Linked DNA regions of Mus musculus: region 1 is linked to region 2. The links are chromatin loops, found by intact Hi-C in ENCODE. Cell type or tissue: left cerebral cortex. All regions are shown on one strand. Links, peaks and the distances in the headings refer to the core of each region. The heading gives the core; the rest is flanking DNA.

Region 1 (4,384 bases), core at 124-4,123, 52 kb after region 2:
TCCTGAGTACTGGGATTAAAGGTGTGCGCCACCACAGCCGGCCTGTGTTTTCTTATGTTTTGTTTTGTTTTACTGAGACAGGATCTGTGTAGTCCAGGCTAGCCTCAAATTCATTATGCAGCTGAGGATGCCCTTGGACCGATACACTTTCTGATTCTGGGATAACAGGTGGGCATTGCCATGGTCAGGGCTTGGTCAGGGAATATTCTGAGGGTCAGGTCATGTCTCTCTTGTTTTTTCCCCCACAGCAAGGCTCAGAGCTAGTTGACCTGTGAAATACTGGAAGAGTCCTCAACCTCCACTCTCTGTCTCACCACAGGGGTGCTGAGATCACAAATATGTGTTGTGTACCTGCCTTTTTACCTGTGTCCCAGGCATTGAACCCAGGTTTTCATGGCAATGCTTTCACCCACTGAGCTATCTTCTGGTCTGGCCCCCACGCCACCCCAACTCCCCTAGATACCTTTTGTTTTGTTTTGTTTTGGGGTTTTTTTTGTTTGTTTGTTTTTTCGAGACAGGGTTTCTCTGTACAGCCCTGGCTGTCCTGGAACTCACTTTGTAGACCAGGCTGGCCTCGAACTCAGAAATCCGCCTGCCTCTGCCTCCGGAGTGCTGGGATTAAAGGCGTGTGCCACCATGCCCGACCTCCCCTAGATACCTTTAATTATCTGTATGTGGGAGAGTTTGAGCACACATGTGCAGGTGTCTGGAGCCAGAACAGGGTGTCAGATCAGATGTCCTGGAACTGAAGTTAGTACAGGTGTTTGCGAGCTGGTGTATGGGTGCTGGAAGCTGAACCAAGTCCTCTGTAAGAGCCGTCAGTGTTCTTAACCCCTGAGCCAGCTCTCCATCCCCAGGAAGCTTTGGGTTTCTGTGTGTGCAGGTGTCAGAAAGCTGTTTCCAGCTGTTTTCTATATCTGACTGTGGAGGAGAGACTGATGCCCCAGTGTGTTGACCACACAATCTTTAAGTTCCCAGTCTAAGCTCATTTCCCGGTAAACAAAAGGTGACTTTAGGGGCTGTTTGACACCAGTCTGGAGTCTTGCAGAACACATCCCTGTTGGACCACACCCCACCAGGCCACACCCCTGCCAGCACCCTCAGTCTGGAACACTCTGAACACAGTGAGAAAACAGTACTAACGCAGCCAGCAGCCCTGGCTCTGCGGCTCAGTTGGCATGCCAGTTGGCATGCGTAGGACTGTGTGGAATCTTTGCTTGTCATGGACCAAGTCACCAAGTCTTGACGACAAGTGAGACTCACTGATCCTTCTCACAGCCTCCCCCCCCCCTTTTGTTCATGTTACTTTGTTCTGAGACAGCTGCTCACTACAAAGCTCTGGCTGGCCCACTTTCACACTCTGACTGCCTAGTACCCAGAACTTGCTATGTGGACAAGGCTAGCCTCAAGCTCACAGATCCACCTGGCTCTGCTTTTTGAGTGTTGGGATTAAAGACATGGCCATTACACCAATCTCCCCAAACTCTCCTCTGTCCTTTCTTTCTTTCTTTCTTTCTTTCTTTCTTTCTTTCTTTCTTTCTTTCTTTCTTTCTTTCTTTCTTTCTTTCTTTCTTCCTTCCTTCCTTCCTTCCTTCCTTTCTTTCTTTCTTTCTTTCTTTCTCTCTCTCTGTTTTCAGAAGTGTTTTGCTATGCAAACCAGGCTCCCCACATTCCAGAGAAATTGTTGGTTCTTTTTTTTTTAAATAGATTTATTTACTTATTATATGTAAGTACACTATAGTTGTCTTCAGACACTCCAGAAGAGGGCGCCAGATCTCATTACAGATGGTTGTGAGCTACATTGTGGTTGTGGGATTTGAACTCAGGACCTTCAGAAGAGCAGTCAGTGCTCTTACTCACTGAGCTATCTCACCAGCCCCGGGGTTGTTGGATCTTTTGTTACTTTTGGCTTTGGTTATGTTGAGGCAGTTTTGCTGTTTTGCCTCTACTTATGGCAATAATCCTGCCTCTCCCCTGGCTGCTGTATTAGCATGTGTTTGTTCAGCCAGAGGAGGGTGGCTTTCATACATTTTTGACACATTTCCATCACACCTTCTCTCCCCCTTTCCTGACCATTTAGGCAAACAACAGTAGCTTCCCCACGGGGCCAATGAGGTCCCCAGCCACAGGTGTAGAGCCACAACCTGTTTGCAGACGCAGACACAAGCCCTCTTCTGGACCAGGACTCTACTCCATCCAGTAAGCGTTGGTGATACCCATAGCAATTGTGCCGCTAATGCCCCGGTGGGCACCTCTGGCTGCTAGCCCCACATCTCCCTGATGCCCATCCTGACTAACAGTCATGGAGGTATGTGTGCTGGGATGACATCATATTATGTCAACCTGACACAAGCTAGAGTCCTCAGAGAGAAAGGAGCCTCAGTTGAAGAAATTCCCCCATGAGATCCAGCTATAAAGCATTTTCTCAATTAATGATCAATGGGGGAGGACCCAGCCCACTGTGGGTGGTCCCATCCCTGGGCTGGTGGTCCTGAGTTCTGTAAGAAAGCAGCTGAGCAAGCCATGGGGAGCAAGTCAGTAAACAACACTCCTCCGTGACCTCTGCATCAGCTGCTGCCTCAGGTCCTTGCCCTGTTTGAGCTCCGGTCCCGACTTCCCTCGGTGATAAACTATGATATGGAAATATAAGCCAAATAAACCCTTTCCTCCCCAATTTGCTTTTTGGTCCTGGTGTTTTGCTGCAGCAATAGAAACCCTAACTAAGACAACAGGTATGAGTTGCTATCCCCCAGCTACTTGTTTTGGGACCCAAGGGAGATGACCCGGTGGGGAAAAGCAAAAGGATCTGAGTTTAAAATCTGTGTAAGGGCTGGAGAGATGGCTCAGTGGTTAAGAGCACTGACTGCTCTTCCAGACGTTATGAGTTCAAATCCCAGCAACCACATGGTGGCTCATAACCATTTGTAATGAGATCTGATGCCCTCTTCTGGGGTGTTTGAAGATAGCTTGAAGATAGCTATAGAACCTGGCGGTGGTGGCACACGCCTTTAATCCCAGCACTCCGGAGGCAGAGGCAGGCGGATTTCTGAGTTCGAGGCCAGCCTGGTCTACAGAGTGAGTTCCAGGACAGCCAGGGCTACACAGAGAAGCCATGTCTCGAAAACAAACAAACAAACAAACAAACAAAAGAAGAAAGAAGATAGCTATAGTGTACTCATACATAATAAATAAGTTGGTTCTCACACAGTTTTTTTTCTTATTTATTAAGCACTTAACCCCCCTGTAAACAACTCACTCCTTTTTTTTTTTTTAAAGATTTATTTATTTATTATATGTAAGTACACTGTAGCTGTCTTCAGACAATCCAGAAGAGGGCATCTGATCTCATTACGGGTGGTTGTGAGCCACCATGTGGTTGCTAGGATTTGAACTCAGGACCTTCAGAAGAACAGTCAGTGCTCTTAACCACTGAGCCATCTCTCCAGCCCCAACTCACTCCTTCTAAAGAAAAAATTTGAAATGTAAGGGTGTGTAAGATTTGTTTTTTAAAGTGTACAGTATGTGTGTGTCTCTCTCTCTCTCTCACTTTTTGGTATAGTTAAAACACTACTGAATGTGTCTTTAGATAGCCCTGTCCTGGTGGTATTTTCAATAGCCACTAACCTTGCCTGGTACAGTCTGGGGGTTGTAAATTGGCATGGAAATTTTAAGCAGGTTCTTGGTACACAGCACAAATTTGTTATATATGGGGACAGTAGTTTATTTTTTGTTTTGTTTTCTTTTGTTTGTTTGTTTGTTTTGTTTTGGGGGGGTTGGTTTTTTGAGACAGGGTTTCTCTGTATAGCCCTGGCTGTCCTGGAACTCACTTTGTAGACCAGGCTGGCCTCGAACTCAGAAATCCACCTGCCTCTGCCTCCCAAGTGCTGGGATTAAAGGCATGTACCACCACGCCTGGCTTGGTTTTATCTTATTTTATTTATTTATTTATTTATTTTCGGGACAGGGTTTCTTTGTATAGCCCTGGCCTCCCGAGTGCTGGGATTAAAGGCGTGCGCCACCATGCCCGGCCTTTGGTTTTATTTTTGTTTTGTTTTTTCATCTTCAGATGTCTCTGATGCAGCTTATATGAAGTAATTGTTGTTCTGTTAACTGAAGACCACTCTAATTGCAAAAAAGAAAAATGCGGCTTTTTTGTTGACATTCTGAATGCTTCTAAGTAAATGCAATTTTTTAATTAAAAAAAAAATGCGTATGTAAAAAGTAAGGCACAGCCATCCATGAGTTGGCACTGAGGAGTCAGAGACGTTGAGGTGCCGGGAGCTCACTGGCCAGCCAGCCTAGCCAGAAAGGAAAGCTTCAGTTTAGGTAAGAGATGCTTCCTCAGCAAGCAAGGTGGAGAGGGATGGAGGAGCTGCTGTCGCAT
Region 2 (4,384 bases), core at 321-4,320:
TTAACCTAATCCCCTGTGTCCAAAGAAACTTAAGGCATGTTTACATTGAATCTCTTTACAGAGTGCATATGGACACTTCAATAAAGATGGGTCCTGTTGACCAAGAGACAAAATGTCCACAATAAGGACTGGCCTGACCCTGCAGACAGCACAAGTCACCAGGCTGTTAACCACATCCACATTCTGGGTAGGAGACAGCCATATGTGTCTTCTGTTGAAAAGACTAGCCTGCTGTTTAACGTCCCTAGTTTCCTGAGTGCTTCTCTGTGAAGCCTTCGAGTCCTCTATGAGGTCCCATCCGCTGACCGAATTCACTTGTCAATCTTAATCTGACCAATGACTCTCAGTGTACCCAGTCACACAGCCCATCCCCTGGTCTTTGCTTGGTCAGCAGCCTGGCACGCAGCCTTCCTCCTTCCTGTTAATAAGAATGGAGTGCCCATTGCACAGTCTTCATGGGAGCCAGGAAGGGGTCAGTATAGCAGGACCTAGGGCCTGGCTGCAGGGAAGGCTGTAGGCAGGAGTAGGCATTTCTGGGGTGTCAGACATTTGTGGGGGGACAAGCAGCAGGTAGAGTTGACCTCAGAGACTGGGACAGTGGGGGGCCCAGGCTGTTTCAGCACGGGAGCATTAGGACAGCAGAGCTCAATTGTGGGGTGTAATATATTGGGGACTTTGGTACTGAGAGCTGTCTAGGGATCTTGGGAGTTTTGTGTGTGTGTCACTGGCACTTTGGAGACATTGGAGGTCTCTCAATATCTTTGAGGGTCTCAGGGGTGTCTCTAAGAATCATTGGATATTTTGAGGTGTCTTTGAGCATATATGGTTGTGGCTGAGGGCACTTCTGGCTTCTGTGGCTTTCATTCAAAGATTTTTGTAGACTGGCGCTTGCCACTGTGCCTGACAGTCTGAGGTCAGCCTCTGACCACATGGAGGAGGGAGAGAATAGTCTCTTGTCAGCTGTCCTCTGTCCTACCTGCCATCTCTGCTTCCAGAATATTCCACACCCTAAAAATGAGCCCCTGAGCCCCAGTGTCATGAGCGGGTGGAAGCTGCTAAAGCTCATGTCGTCGTCGGGTCTGACAGCTGTTGCTCAGGGTCATCCACATGGGATGTCATGTCACAGACACTTGGGCTGCTCGTGTGGGACCCAAACCCCAGGCTCACAGCTGGGCTGTGTCTGAGCTCCCTCAATTGCTGAGCACAATCTACAGCCCCAAGAAGGTCTCACCAAGCCAGGCGGTGGTGGCGCACGCCTTTAATCCCAGCACTTGGGAGGCAGAGGCAGGCATGTTTCTGAGTTCAAGGCTAGCCTGGTCTATAGAGTGAGTTCCAAGATAGCCAGGACTACACAGAGAAACCCTGTCTTGAAAAAACAAAAAACAAACAAACAAAACAAAACAAAACAAAACAAAACAAAGGCCTCACCAGGGTCAGGGAACACACACAAACCCAGCTACCAGCATAGGCCAGGCCCCCAAGTGCTAGGGTTCCTGTATCCCACGACCCTGTCAGCCTTGCCACATGGAGCCTCTACATAGGTATCGTCCCCAAGGGGGTCAAGGACAGAGCTGGTCACCCGACCCTATGACCTCACACAGCCTAGCCACTTTCTCTTCTAGGACAGTCTCTCCCTGGGTGGGGTTCTTTCTGATAGCCTGGCATGTCTCTCTGCCTCAGGAATACAGATTCGGTCTTCATACCCCCAACCTCCTCCCTTCCCCTGAGCATACTCCAGCCTGGTTTCCACTGGCCCCGGGACTTGCTGGCTCTGGATTACCCATTTCCACCAGTGTGAGAGTGAGGCCCACACTTCTAGTTCCCCCTTCAGCTTCCTCTTACCCAGCTGCTCCTTGGGCCTCAGGGTCTTAGCTCCTGCTGCCTGCCAGGCACTTATCAGCTATGTGCCCTCCCCTAGCTGGTCCCTACAGCCCCTTTCCAATAGCCTGCTGCAGAAACTTCCACGAAGCACCTGTGAGGGTTAGGAGCTTGGAGAAGTAAGGACAGTTTTTGTTTGTTTGTTTGTTTGTTTGTTTTTTAAAGATTTATTTATTATATGTAAGTACACTGTAGATGTCTTCAGACATTCCAGAAGAGGACATCAGATCTCCTTACAGATGGTTGTGAGCCACCATGTGGTTGCTGGGATTTGAACACAGGACCTTCAGAAGAGTAGTCGATGCTCTTAACCGCTAAGCCATCGCTGCAGCCCTAGGGACAGGTTTTAAGACTCCTTGACAACTCCTAGCTATGTGTTGCTAGCTATCTCTTCTTAGATACCTTGTGGAATTCTGTCCCTTTTTCCTGTCCTGCCTCTATTTGGGGCGGGGCGTGGGGGTGGGGATCGGACCTCTGATCACTGTCCAGTTCTGACCTTTTCCAGGACCAGATGTCCCCCGAGTACCTGCCCAGAGCTGAGGCACTTTAAGTGATTGTTCATTGAGTGAATATTTGCAGAGCCCAGCAAAGATCAGGAAGCGGGTGGAGGGGAAGCTGCGGGCCAAGGAGCTCAGGGTGAGGTCACAGCAAGAGAGAAGTGGGACAGTAAGGCCCCTCCTCCTCTCGTGAGAGCCTGAGGCTGGCAGAGGGCTCTCTGCTGTCCCCTCCACTCCTACACCTACTCGTCTTCCCGTCTTCCCGCAGGCGTGGATTAACAGGTGGAAAGCACCAGGAGCTGTGAACCCCAACCCAGACCCTAGGACCCTGAGGCTTACGAGACATCACGAAGGCCAGGAGGTGAGACTCAAGGCAACGTCGCGTCCAGCTCACTCGCGGATTGGGCAATGTAGAATAATAGCAGGGTCTGCAGGAAAGATGGCCAGGATCGGGCTAGGAGGTTTCCAGGACAACAACTCGTTTGCATACGGTTGTGTGGTTGTGTCTTGGCCAGTGAGAGGTGCTGCAGAGATGCAAAGCCTGGGCAGGTGTGTGTGGGGGTGGGATAGTCTAGTCTTGTGGTGGGCAGGTGCAGGATGCACCCATTTCACAGACCAGCATTTGGAGGCCCAGGAACCAGGGAAACCCAGAGAAAGGTGGCCAGCCAGGGGCCATGGGCTTCCATGTCAGAAAAGCCTTAACTGGTTGGGGTGCTTTATTTGGGTTTTATTGGGTCTCACTAAGTAGACCCGGCTAGCCTCGAACTCGCAGAGATCCACCTGCCTCTGCCAGACGAGTACTGGGATTAAAGGCACGAGCCACTACATGGTTTGAATTATTAATCTGTATTTAAAACAAAACCAAACCAGTGTTTAACTTAGGTGTTACCACACAGGTTGCTGGGATGGGAAGCATCAGAACTAGGTTGCTGTGGTTATGTCTCCTGATGCTGTTGGCCCTGCTTCACAAGTCAGGAAGTCAAGATCTCACCTGCATGGTTCACCCGAGCAGGGTAGACTGGACTCAGACATTTAATGGCACCTGCCTCAATTTCAGTGGCCTTGGCCTGTCCCTGCCAAGGAGCCCCTTGCAGGCCAGCCATGCTCAAGTCCTGGACCTGTCTAAGAATGGCCTGCAGGTGCTCCCTGGGGCTTTCTTCGACAAGCTGGAAAAGCTGCAGACCCTGATTGTCACCCACAACCAGCTGGACAGTGTGGACAGGTCCCTGGCCTTGCGCTGTGACCTGGAGCTCAAGGCAGACTGCAGCTGTGGGCTGGCCTCCTGGTATGCTCTCCGCCAGAACTGCTCCGGGCAGCAGCAGCTACTGTGTCTACACCCAGCCACCGAAGCTCCAAGGAACCTCTCCACCTTCCTTCAGGTCAGCTGTCCCCCCAGCTGGGGCCCGGGGACCATTGGAGCCCTTGTTGCTGGGACTATCTCCCTGGCTGTGGCTGTCAGTGGATCTGTGCTGGCCTGGAGACTTCTTCGCCGCCGCCGCAGAGCCAGTGAGCACAGCCTCAGCAAAGCCCAGATGTCCCCACACGATATCCCCAAACCAGTGACAGATTTCCTGCCAAGGTACAGCAGCCGGCGACCTGGCCCCAAGGCCCCAGACTCACCACCCAGCAGGTTCACAATGGATTATGAGAATGTCTTTATTGGCCAGCCGGCCGAGGACTGCTCATGGTCTGCAGCCAGGTGAGTGACCATAGATCCCTGCCCACAGTGAACAAGGACTGCTTTAGCAGGACAGAGGCATGCCCCGTCAGAGTCAGCGGAATTACCAGCTACTCAGCAGTTGGCCTGAGACTGTCAGCTGGGCCTTGTGCAGGCTGTGTGGCCAAGTGGCTTCATATGTTCAGATGAGGGCTGCAGGCCTCCCCTCCCCTTTAGGGGTTGGGGTAAGAGTTTGGAAAGTTTCCAAGGGGCCAGTCCCCACGTTGTGAGCTGTAAACCCAGCTCATACCTCTGGAGGAAGCCAGGCTCCAGGTCAACTAGGGCTTGGTGA

The links. A loop is a pair of places that touch in the nucleus more often than their neighbours do. Peaks named below come from ENCODE experiments on the same cell type or tissue, not always from the same donor. Only the 100,000 strongest peaks of a DNase experiment are listed, where the experiment ranks them.
Region 1: it touches region 2 in a loop (2.4-fold over the local background); 19 of 42 quality-filtered maps call a loop at or near these places.

The regions. Positions count from the first base shown.
Region 1 is chr8:70,666,092-70,670,475 of GRCm38, forward strand. No RefSeq gene overlaps it. Among named protein-coding and RNA genes, the nearest start is that of Lsm4, 4.9 kb to the right of the region's middle. In left cerebral cortex, for the core only: CTCF peaks have their summits at 1,784 (motif pointing right), 2,956 (motif pointing left) and 3,160; a DNase peak (open chromatin) is centred at 1,152.
Region 2 is chr8:70,614,291-70,618,674 of GRCm38, forward strand. It overlaps Lrrc25 (leucine rich repeat containing 25), which reads left to right and starts at 2,554. Exons shown (of 3, transcript NM_153074.3): 1 at 2,554-2,736; 2 at 3,272-4,074. The coding sequence starts at 3,281. In left cerebral cortex, for the core only: no CTCF peak of the experiment used is centred there; a DNase peak (open chromatin) is centred at 2,528.